Regions from separate parts of the Homo sapiens genome. Here region 2 is linked to region 1. Evidence: chromatin contacts called from ENCODE Hi-C or POLR2A ChIA-PET data. All regions are on one chromosome and are shown on one strand. Each heading gives the region's core, a stretch centred on a gene start or an enhancer-like site at or near the end of the contact. The rest is flanking DNA. Distances are from core to core; before and after follow the strand shown. Region 1 holds the start of YAF2 (YY1 associated factor 2). Region 2 holds the start of ANO6 (anoctamin 6).

What was found. Hi-C counts contacts between places; a loop is a spot of excess contacts on that map. ChIA-PET counts read pairs that join two places held with the same protein, here RNA polymerase II (POLR2A). Pooled maps may share reads with other maps.
Region 2: a pooled map shows a loop between it and region 1 (4-fold over the local background). The contact joins the promoter of ANO6 here to the promoter of YAF2 in region 1. A Hi-C loop is called at or near these places in 1 of 168 maps with a recorded cell type or tissue (sciatic nerve) and 6 of 50 pooled maps. POLR2A ChIA-PET finds 5 or more read pairs at or near these places in 1 of 52 experiments (naive thymus-derived CD4-positive, alpha-beta T cell).

The regions. Positions count from the first base shown.
Region 1 is chr12:42,234,711-42,240,866 of GRCh38, forward strand. It overlaps YAF2 (YY1 associated factor 2), which reads right to left and starts at 3,538. Exons shown (of 4, transcript NM_005748.6): 1 at 3,445-3,538; 2 at 2,889-3,014. The coding sequence starts at 3,470. LOC124902920 (a long non-coding RNA gene) reads left to right here and starts at 3,735. Exons shown (of 2, transcript XR_007063279.1): 1 at 3,735-4,017; 2 at 4,427-4,568. RefSeq lists silencers at 2,664-2,993, 3,114-3,183, 3,284-3,663, 3,714-3,953, 4,144-4,283 and an enhancer at 2,829-3,330.
Region 2 is chr12:45,214,262-45,220,284 of GRCh38, forward strand. It overlaps ANO6 (anoctamin 6), which reads left to right and starts at 1,834. Exons shown (of 20, transcript NM_001025356.3): 1 at 1,834-2,130. The coding sequence starts at 2,061. It also overlaps the pseudogene PLEKHA8P1. RefSeq lists enhancers at 1,600-1,699, 2,710-2,839 and a silencer at 2,160-2,469.

The sequences.
Region 1 (6,156 bases), core at 2,288-4,787:
CGAATGGTGGCTCATTCCTATAATCCCAGTTCTTTGGGAGGCCAAGGTAGGAGGATCACTTGAGCTCAAGAGTTTGAGACTAGCCTAGGCAACATAGAGATCCCCCATCTCTACAAAAAATAAGAAAATTAGCCACACATGGTGGTGTGCATCTGTAGTTTCAGCTACTTGGGAGGCTGAGGTGGGAGGATTCCTTGAACCTGGGAGTTCGAGGCTGCAGTGAGCCTGGATGATGCCACTGCAACCCAGCCTGGGCAACAGAATGAGATCTTATCTCAAAAAAGAAAAAAGAAAAAAAGAAGACTTCAAAGGTAGAACAAGGACTCAATCTTCTCTGCAGGTCTAAAAAGAAAAAAGTTTTTCAAATGTCTAGAATGGCTTAGACTTGGCCTAACATTTGGCAATGAGGCAGAATCAGTTCAAAGGTCAGTCTGACCCAAAGGATTCAAATCCCATCTGTGCGTCACACAAACAAATCATTAGCAAACTGCATCCTTCTGCTCTGCAGCTATCCAGTCTTGGCTTTAGTACTTGCCAACCTTACTCTGGAAATTACCCTGTTCATTAATAAGTCAATTATGGAGAATTATTTCTTCCAACTACTGAAACTTTTGCTTCTCAACACCGTTCTGCAGTCCTTTAATCTTGTTTTTTTAACATTACCAGAGAGGAAAAATATTAATATTCTGTGATGCAATCAATATCTTCTCTAGTAACAATACCCTGTTCCACACTGTTCTATACAAACACAGATTCTACCCTGAATTTCAGAAACCACTAGGAAAATAACAGATAACAGAGAAATTAGAGCTCTTAGGTTTAACTTAGAGCCAAAATCAAAAGAGAAGAGAATTCAGAGAGAGGAAGGAAGAAGCTGAGAGGGTCGTGGTGTAGAACACTTACTTTCAGGAACACAGTGTCCCTTAGATTTCTGGTGAGTTGCCCAGAGCCTCTTCAGTTTCAATCCAAATGACAATGCTTCTCTGAGTCCTCCTCAAGTAATGTTTCCACCACTAAAAATTGGATCTACAAGAGCTTAGATGTACTGGTAAAAAAAAAAAATGTCAGGGGCCCCCATGTGGGCCTCAAGCCTCTTTTAAACTAGGCCCACTTCTCTGTCCTGGGCCAACTCCCCTGTGTACTATATTCCTTCTTCTTCCAGGTGCCAGGTATTCAGCCTGTTTCTTCTCTTCTGAGCTGCCACCACCTACTCTATTTCTCAGGGTTCCTCTAACCCCAAGACTGGCTGTGGAGTAGGACACCAGCTTCCCCCCTTCCTTGCTGTCCCTGCAAATAAACATATAGGCTCTTCTAGTTTCAGTATTTTTCTAATGGCTACAAGAAAATAGAGAGGGAACAACAAAAAGCAATAATATATAGTACCAGAGATCAAGATTATAATTGTTTCCACTTTAATGTTCCTGCCTCCAAAAAACGAATTTTCTAAAAATTGCTTATTGAGCATTTTAAAAAGCACAAAGTACTAACACAGATACACAAATATACTCTAAACCAACTCCAACCTTACACAGCCAAGAAGATACTCTGCTTTTCAAAATACTTAAATCACAAATCACGGGTCCAAAAATAGTAACCACAATCATTTTAGCAAATACTTTTTTTCTTTTTGGAATGTTCTGTTGTAATCCCTTAAATTTAGCATACGTTTGAAAGTTTGCTTTTTGAATATGAAAAATGTACGAAATATTTTATCAATTGTGGGAATATACAAAAAGCATATGATGATTTACAAAAAACAAGCATGTCAAAACCAGCGAGCTTCACTGAGAAATTTTTCAGATAAGTTACTGTCAACCATTCCTGTCTCTAAATTTTAAACTTAATAAAATTCTGTAAAGTGTTTTTTAAAAAATCAAGATCTCATTTTTTAGAAATCTAACGTCTACTGAATATTTGTATATGTCAATATTACATGTGCCTTCTTTTTTAAAGCAACAGTAAGATTAGTATGCTTATTGTTATAGTTTAGTTTCTAATGGACTTTGTAATATCAAAATACATATCTTCTCTAAATATTAAGTAATAAATCACAGGATTATATTTAATTCAAAGGGTACCTTCGTATAAGAATCAAGGAGCTCGATAACTAAGTGCTGACAGATTAAGAATGCCACTGACTGAATTTCCTGGATGATTTTCTTTATTCACTTAATTCAAAGTCATTTTTTAAAAGACAGAGTTATTATACTGCAAGCTTACAATAAATAAAGTCTGAAAATAGGCAGAGATCTTTTCATCTCATTTGTCTAAGAGACTGCCATTTAATCAAACTAAAGATATAAAGGTACTTTCAGTAAAAATCTGTTCCTGTGACTGGGCTCATCTCCAACTACTTATTTATAAAATATTAGAGTACTGGAATAAAAACACTAAATAAAACCTTGATCTGACCCTTCCAGAAGTACATGTAGAAAAATAAGTTTTAATATATTGTGTATTCTGCAATCAGATACTTTTCTTTCTTTAGGAACGAAATTAAATTACATCCTTTGCTCCTAAAGAGATTTTATGGGTTTTCCTTGATCCCCACACACTAACACAACAATGCAGCCAACATTTTTATACCCAGAATGGGGAGAGGGGCATTACACCCAGCGATACGAATTAAATCGCAGTAGCTAATGCCTCCCTTAAATAATTTATTCTCTCTTGGCAGCAAAAAACGTTACAGCCTCTTCAATTACCCCTCACCGCAAACCATCGCCTGGGTTGCGATCAATGTGACCCAGTTCCTATCGCCACAGCCACCTCCGTCTGCCTCCTCCCGCCGGGTCCGCCAGTGTCATGGGAGGGGGCGGCAGCCGCAAGGGCGTCCTCTGGTCGCCACCCCGCCGGCCGGCGGCGCGAGGGGCAGGCCCGGGACTCACCGGGTGGAGGTGCCCTTCCGCACATCGCACATCATGCACTTGAAGGCCTCGGCGCTGTTCCGGAAGGTGCAGACGCTACAGTCCCAGTAACCCTCATCCGAGGACGGCTTCGGCTGCCGCTTCGGCCTGCAGGACACAACCCGGACACGACGCGGCGCGGGGTCACCAGCAGGCCGCGCCCGGTGCCCGGGCCCCGCGGCCGCCCCCGCCCCGCCCCCCGCCCCAATTCTGCGACCCCCGCCCCGCGGGCCCTCGGCGCGCCGCGCTCCGGCTGAGGGGGAAGGGAGTCAGGAAGAGGCAGGGCGCGAGCGCGGCCGCAGTCGCCGCCGCCACAGCCGCTCTGACACCCGGGCGGCCGCTCCGGTCGCCGCCGCCATCGCGGCTCCATTGTGGGGCGGCCGGCGCCGGCCCCCTCAAGCGGCAGCACTCGCACACCAGCGGCGCTGCCCCCGTGCTCGCCCCGGTGCCCGGGCGGCTAGCGAGGCGGCCACCCGAAGCCCTGCACGAGGGCCCTGCCGCCCGCACAGTCCGGGCCCCGGGGCCCGGGCGCTGTTACCTGGTGGGGCTCTTCTTGTCTCCCATGGCTTGGCTATCACCGCACGCCGAGAGTCGCCGCCGCGACCGCTCTGTTTGTCAATAAGGAGGATAATAAGCCGGGCGGAAGCGGGCGGGGGAGGAGGGAGGGAGGGGGCGGGGAAGGCCGCACCGCCGCGCTCGGGAGCCGCCGCCGGATCCCACGCAGCCTCCAGCTGTCGGGGAAACTCCTGCCTGGGCGCACGTGACCCTCGCCGGCCAACCAGCAGCCGCGCCGGAGACTTCAAACGCGGCCAGCGCGGCCCAGCACCCGCGGCGAGTTAGCCGGCGGGCGGTGCGGGGGTGGCCGCGGTGGCCGCGGCTGCCTCGGGCGCCGGCGCCGCCTCTCCGCGCTGTTCCCCCGTTGCCCCCTTGGTACCCCCGGCTGCCGGGGACTGCCTCGCGCTCCAGAGCCCCTCTGAGGAGGAAAACGTCTGTCCCACCGACTGGCAGGGGATGCTCCGTCATCCCGTGCGAAGCCTGGTCCAAGGTAGGGCCGGCCGGCGTTCGGAGGCCTGTCCAGGTCTGGACAGAAGTGCCAGCCCGGGATCTCCAGGTAGAACGACTTTCCTGGCCTCCGCTGTCCTTAGCTACCCAGCCCCCGCCTGCAGTATACCGGGGGGAAGGCGGGAACCAACACGCAGCGCCATTGCTACATGCCTTAAAGCACTGTCTGGTTTATGCACACAGATGCTCTAACAAGTAGGGATTGTCAACCCTAACTTAGAGGAATTGAAATCAAGACTCAAGAGAGATTAGGTGACTTCCTCTAGGCTATATAATTAGAAAATGACAAAGCCAAGAGTCTAACTCTGTTTTAATTCCAAACGCGCCCTTTTGGCCTCTCAGGCCTCTGCAGTAGCTGCTTTTGAAAGAAACCCCTATATACTCATAAGTCCTTTTTAAATATAAGGAGTTTGCATGTCCCCTCAACGCTGTCTGCTAACAAAAGAACACCTTCCCAGGTCTCTACGTCAACATACTAAAGGTCCTCATACTCCAGACTCCAGCAACAGCCATCTAACTGGTCTCCGAAGCTCCACTTCTACCTCCCCAATGTATTCAGTAATCCACAACCAGATTAATAATAAAATGCTGTTAATACTATGCCACCACTCTGATAAAGAACCACTAACGACTTGCCCACACTCCTTAGCCTGGCATTCAAAGGCTTCACACATTTTCCCTACCTCTGCCTCCCTCTCCCATAAGGAAAGCTGCCTCCTGACAAAGAGTGCAGATGAAATTCATTCCCTTACCAGAACCCTTCCTTCATGCACATGGGTTACTTCTGCATAAAGTATATCCCTCTTTAACTGTGCTGTTTCTGTCCATCTTTCTAGGTTTACATCAAGTCCGAATTCATGTAAAATAATTTTATAGCTAAACTACATAGGAAATAATACAGTCAGAAGCCCAGGATTCTCAGCCTGCTTCTCCTGTTTCTTAGCTGATAGACCTTGGAAGTATTGCTTAATTTCTGTAATTCTCAACGTTTTCATATTCTGAATTGCATCTATATGAGATTGTTGTGCGATTAATAATAACATTTTTTGGCCGGTTGCGGTCGCTCACGCATGTAATCCCAGCACTTTGGGAGGCCGAGGCGGGCGGATCACCTGAGGTCAGGAGTTCACAAGACCAGCCTGGCCAACGTGGCGAAACCCCATCTCTATTAAAAAATACAAAAATTAGCCAGCTGTGGTGGCGGGCGCCTGTAATCTCAGCTACTCGGGAGGCTGAGGTAGGAGAATCGCTGGAATCCGAGAGTGAGAGGTTGCTGTGAGCCGAGATCGTGCCACTGCACTCGAGCTTGGGCGACAGAGCGAGACTCCGCCTCTAAGTAAATAAATAAATAACATTTTTTTGAGCACTATGTGCCAGGCACTTTGTAAATCCCTGCGCATAGATGCATATTTTAAAGGACTCAAAGTACTATGCACATGGCCTCATCGACTGCAGATGCTCTTCGATTTAGAAAGGGGATACTTCCCGATAAATCCACCTTAAATAGAAAATATTGTAAATTGAAAATGCATTTGGTACACCGATAAATCCATCGTAAAGTAGAAAAATCGTAAGTCGAGCCATTGTAAATCCGTAGTCTAGCCCTTCTTTTTAAAGACAAGGCAATTAGGGCCCAGGTTAAATGGTTTTTCTTTGATGAGCAGGCCAGGGTTAGAGCTCAGGTATCCTATTGGTCTTTCACCGCATCTTCTTTCTGATTAACCAAATCACTCCATTTACATAGCAGTCTCTAAACTCGTTGTACCATCTGTACTTTTTGCAAATGTAGCTTCTCATGATTCAGACCCAAATTCGGAAACCAGGAACCATGAGGAGTATGATTGAGGCACGTATACAAGAGAACCAGATTTAAGGCCTAGTCTTTAACCTCTCAGTAATGCAGTGGGTAAACTCAGCTAAGTTTTTTTCATATGTAAAATAAAGGAGTTAAAACTATTATCACAACTAAGGTCCCTTGCAAGTCTAAGGCATTGTGATGTTTTTAAATGCCTCAACTGGATGGATCCTCAAATAGACTGACAAGAACTGCTCTACTTGCAAAAGTGATGGCAACAATGTATTTTTAAATAAAAAGGAAACTAAATCAAGCACTCTAAAAATCCCCCATGCTGCAAATCACCATTTCACTAGATTGTAACCTCCCTCACTAAAAAGTAAGCCGCACCTC
Region 2 (6,023 bases), core at 584-3,083, 3.0 Mb after region 1:
CCTGGCTCCACTATTTATTCCCTGTGTGATTTTGGACAAGTTGCTCAAGTTGCCTCACACCTGAAGAAAAATGATAACACTTTCTAGGGTTGTTATGAGGGTTGAATGACTGGATGCTTATAAAACATGTAAAACTTTTCCTAGCACATAAAAAGTACTACACAAAAATTTGTTAAAAGAAAATTGTAAAAATTGATCATGTAACCAAAACACTTTTGAAGTTTCTACTTTTAGTGAGTTTCACAAGCTCAGGGGAGAGTGTTCAGTGAAAGGAAACAATCTCTTCTCATCTTTCTTCTCCCATCATTTTTTTCTCCTATCTTCAGAGTACTGTATTGTTGTCTCTTTATACTAAAAACAATTCTGTTTATTCAAAAAAAGTACCTCAAGAAGCAAGTATAGTGTTTCCCAGGTATTTTCTTAAAAGTAATTTCATCATGTCTTTTCATGTATATATTCATGTCTATTTTCCCACTTAAGATTGGTCCCAATGTTTTCTTTCTTTCAGAGAGAACATTAAAAATGTTAGGAAACTGAGGTGCAAGGATTGCTGGAGGCCAGGAGTTCGAAACCAGCCTGGGCAACATAGTGAGACACCCATCTCTACAAAAAAATTTAAGAATAAGCCCCACATGGTGGTGTGCTCCGCTTGTAGTTCTAGTTACTGAACTCCCACCTCGGCAACAGAGCGAGACCGTCTTAAAAAAAGTATGTGGAAGAAAAAACATGCACAGTAGATTTAGTGTTATTGTGATAACCCTAGCACTTCAGTGGAAAAAATATAAACAATTTCAATGAGTAGACAATAACACATATAACCAAGATTTCAAATATACCTTCTAGCCCTTTTGAGAAGTCAAAATTGAACAACCTGAATGTACCAGCTTTTTTGAAAAAAGTTTTGTAGACACGCGATCCCCAAAACCTGCCGTTCAAACAACTCCAAGGGTCTTTAAAGTACTAAATCCCTTTGTATTTGTCCTATCGGTCCCTTTGGTTTCCAGGAAAGCATTAAAAATAAAAATAAAAACTCTCTGCCTTAATTTTATTTCACGACTTTCTTTTCTCTTATTATAGCTTTCCACATTGCTTTAGAAGAGTTTACATCTAACTCTAGTGGTCTTCGGCTTCTTCTCCCTCTTTGACACAGAGGACTAGTTTCAATTGTACAAATAGGCTGGACGCTTCAGCGATTATCTTCCGACCACTCCCTGTGTGCTCGCGCGGGCGGAGTAGGGGGCGCTTCTCCACTCTCCGCGACCTCAATGTATGCGGAAATCCTCCTGCCTTTGTGCACACGTTTATTTAGAAAATTCTCTCCACCCCCACTCCCGTCCGTCCCGCCCCTTCTTCTTTTGCTTATTCTCTGAGTTTTGCCTCTCCTCCCACCCCGACTCCACCGTAATCTTAACCTACCCGTACAGATTCCACTTTCCCACTTCGGAGCTAGAGTAATTTAAGATCCCCCCATTATTAGCTCCACGTCGCCTTTAAAAGCCATTCAAACGAGTTCGCCTTCCAGGGTTCTGCAGTTGTGCTGCAGCAGCATTTCCCTCCTCTCCAGTATCAGACGTTAAAACAAAGCAAGCCACAGTGTGTGTCCACAGACGACCTTGGAACGAAAAGCTGCCCTGTTTGGGATCAATGCTCAGGGAACCCAGTCCACTCCCGCACTCACGTGTTCCCGCCTTGCCCTCCAGCTAGTTCCCCCGCGCGCAGGATCGCACTACTCCCTCTGCAGTCTCGCCTGCCGACTTCCTTCTGCGCGCCTCGTAAAACCGGGGAAGTTCAATCATTCCGCAGCGAGCCGCGGCGGCCGCACTGGGCATGCTCAGTCTCCGGGCTCCGCTCGGCAGGCGAGAGGCGTCCTCCGGCTCTGGGCTCCGGTCGGTGGGTGCCTCGGCTCGGCTTTCCCCGGCGCTGGCTGGGCTCAGCGGCCCCTGAGCCCAAGCGACACACGCCCCGCGGTCCCCGATCCGGCCCCTGGGAGAGCCGCGCCGTTCTGGAACCCGGGAGCCCCCAACTTCGCGCCAAGTTCGGAGCCGCCTTCTGAGGGAGACATGAAAAAGATGAGCAGGAATGTTTTGCTACAAATGGAGGAGGAGGAGGACGACGACGATGGGGATATCGGTGAGCGAGGGGTCCCCGCGTCCCCACCCGAGAGCCCGAGCCGACGCGGGAAGAAGTTCGGGGACTGCGCGGGGGCGCTGTGCTCTCCGCGGGGGAGGTTGGCCGAGACGCTCGGCCGCTCCGGGCAGGGGAGGAAGCCCGCTGTCCCCGGCTGCTTGCAGACTGAGGCCCCGGTGCGGCCCCTGCGGGGCTGAGGCGCGGGGCGCGTGGTGGCCCCGAGGACAGGCTCCTGACGGGCGGGGGATGCTGCCCCTGAAAAGCCTGGCAGCTGCGGGGACGCCTCTGCGTGCGGAAGTCTCCACTCAGAAGCAACTTTGGGGTCACTTCCCCGACTCGCAGAGTGCTAGGGTTGCCCAGGAGCCTCGGCACTGGGGCGAGCCCCCTGGGCGGGGTCCGGGGAGCAGGCCCGCATTTGGAGGACAGGGTGTGACCCATCTGAATCCTCGTTAAAGTAAAAGCCGACCGACGGCTCTGGGAGGTTTGAGGCCTGGCGGGGCGGCCCCGGGAAGTGATTTGTGGCCGCTAGGCGCGCGCTGGAAACCCTTTCCCATCTGCGGAGCCCACCGGAGCTGTGATCGGAGGAGGAATTCCCCCAGGCAGGGAGGACCGCAGGGCCTTTTTCACTCGTCCTGAGGGGCCCTGGGGCTTGGGGAGCAAACCTGGGGTGACCCATTTCTAGTTAGAGTTAAAAATGCATGGAAGTGACAAGACGAACGGAGGGAGAGCTGTTTTAAGAGCAAAAAAAGAAAAAAAGGGCAAACAAAAGGGATGAGAGGAGGTGAGGAAGGGGAAAGGAATGAGAGGACTAGAGAGAAAATCAGGTCCCTAAAGAGAACACTGTCGGGGGATGATGATATAATGTGTCCCTCCAGAAGACTCTAATTAAATTACCAAGCCAGTCTGTTGTGGCGACTCGGCTTAGTCTCCTGGATGCCAAATCAATTTTAAAGCAGAACATCCTGCTGATGTTCTAAAGCCCTGTTGTTATCTAATAACTTTAAAAGTAACTTAATTTTAGGAGTTGGGTGTGGTTTTTATTTCTGTTACATTTTGGGCACGGAATATTTCGATCAAAAAAATTTGGTAACTTCTTGGTTGTCCAGGGACAAATCGAATAGAGGAGATTACACTCCATGATTTAGTTTCACATTTCATTCATTCATTTAAGAACAATTTACTAGTTATTCATCTTTAAGGAGAGAGCAAATAGTAGTAGTTTTTATAGGAGAGAAAACTGAAGCGCACAGGTTGGTCTGCCCAGCTTCTCACACTTTCAAACCCAGGTTTTCTGACTTGTAAAACCAGTGAAGATTAATGCTCTTACCACTGGGTCACTCTGGCTGTTACTACTGTTTAGCAAGATTAAGTAGTACCTGATGATTACATAAAAATATAGGAGTGAAATTTAAAAAGTTACAATAAAATTGACACAGTCTGTTTCCCAGGAAAGTATTATTGTCTTTTATGGTGAGCTGCACTGTTTATAATGAGTATTGTAAGTAAATAAGGGCAGAAGCTCAAATGGAAACTGAAGTAAGCAAGAGGCTCTGAGCTTTGTTTTACTGTGCCAGCAGTAGATCTCAGTTTAGAAAGTAATTTGGTCTAGTCTGTGTTTACCTATTGAGGCATCGTATAAATTCATCTTAAGCGTGTGGCAGTAAGCTCTTTTTATTTTTAATGACATGTCATTCATGCTAGTTTTGTCCAGTCAAACAGTGTAGATAGACTTAAGAAAAAGTTAAATATCTCTACTCCTCCCCACCCTCTAGAAACTACTAATACTAATACTTTAGTGTTAATATTAGTAGGGCATTTCCCACTATTCCTGTGGGGCCCTGGGGTCTCTACTGTAGGGGTCATCTCAACATATTTTACGTCAAGCAGCAGGTACCATTTAAACAGGTCTTGGCAATATTTTTTTCTTCTCAGTGAATGAAAAGATATGCTGATGTTCTAACACCCAGTATCTATGAATGTGATTTCTGTTTCTTTCTTTCTCTTTTTTTTTTTTTTTTTTTTTTGAGATAGGGTCTCGCTCTGTCGTTTAGGCTAGAGTGCAGTGATGTGGTCATGGCTTATTACAGCCTCGACCTACGGGGCTCAAGCGATCCTCCCACTTAAGCCTCCCAAGTAGCTGGGACTTTAGGCACCACCATATCCACCTAGTTGGTTGTTTTTTTGGAAGTACAAATTTAATGTGGGTTGTAGTGATTTTATATCAGAAAATACTTAACTATGCCAATGTTAAGTTTATGCCTTTACAAAAGAATAAGCCTTTTTAAAGATTACCAGGAGTAGGCTGATAGTGGTCCAAAGCCTTTTACAAAATAATTATTATTTCCAACTGTGGGAGAGGAGACTGGTGAAATGAAGATAATTTTAACCTCTGCCTTTAATTTTGCAATGCACGTCTGTATTTACGCTATTAACTAATATTTCTCCTAGTACTTGATTGTCACTGTCAGTAGTTGTATAATAGTTTGAAACCCACTTGGGTACGGAAGATTTCTGTGAAATCCCTCTATTAATATTACCTTTATAATTCAGACTGGGAGAATTATTTTTAGAGACAGGGTCTTGCTCTGTCACCTAGGCTAGAGTGTAGTGGCAAGATCATAGTTCGCTGCAGTCTTGAACTCCTGGCCTCTAGCCATTCTGCTGCCTTTGCTTCCCAAAGCTCTGGGATTACAGGCATGAGCCACTGTACCCAGCCTTAGAATTATTTTGACACGAGTTCCTGGGTATACCATTGGGCGTTATAATGGCCTAATTTGCAAGAGACCTCCCCCTCCCCCCAAAAAAAAACTTTCTAACTGGATGGGGTCCCTGATTATATCATAGAGATGCTTTATGTATGTATATGGAAATGTGCCCTCTAGTAGCTGGAATTTAGAGCCTTTTAAACAGTGGGTTCCTGCTTACTTTTGAAACACTGTATTTTTATTGTACTTTTATTTATTCATTTAGAGACAGGGTCTCCCTCTGTCAGGCTGGAGTGCAGTGACGCAGTCACAGCTCACTGCAGCCTTGACTTCCCAGGCTCAAGCAATTCTCCAACCTTAGCCTCTTGAGTAGCTGGGACCACAGGCCTTGTGACACCATGCCTGGCCAATTTTTTTTTTTTTTTTTTTTTTGGTAGAGACAAGGTCTCACTGTTGCCCAGACTGGTTTCAAACTCCTGAGCTTAAGTGATTATCCTACCTCGGCTTCCCAAAGTGCTGGGATTACAGGTGTGAGCCACCATGCCTGGCTGTTCAGTACTTTATGTCAGTGTTGCCTCCTAGTTTAGAATGAACTGATCTGGAGAATCAAGGATAGTACATCTCACTATGGATGTCTTTTCCTTGTTTGTTTAAGTTACAGCCAGCAGAAATTATTTCCAAAGGCGTGCTTGTGTGGCAACCTGTTGGCATTAGAGCATTTTTGCAATAGGCCACTTATTTCTAAAGCAGAGCCAACAACCAACCACTGAAGCCACATCCAGGCAGTAGTAGTGGGAAATGTGTGGTTTGAAGCCCCTGTTGTGCTGGTGGAGATCACATATTGTTGCAAGCCCCTGGGAGTTAGGTTGTGTGCTACCCTGCCAAGTGTGCAAAAGAGTGTCCTTGGCTGCTTTTCGCCCCCTCATCAGCGGATTAAATTCAGCATCTCTTCTTGTTCATGTAGAATGCTATAGGAACAGCTTTTGTAGCCAGAATGCAGAAATCAGATTAGTATGCTGCTTTATTTTGTTTCTTCAATTCTGTTCTCTGTGGTCAAGCTTTGCTGAAGGAGGAAAAGTGGTTCCAAAAAAGACTATCAGGAACTATTCAGACTGTTCAGATAATGAGGTTTTGTTTGTGGATGGTTGGTTGGTTGCTTTGAGTTCCTAGTCTGTTTATGGTAGTTTACTG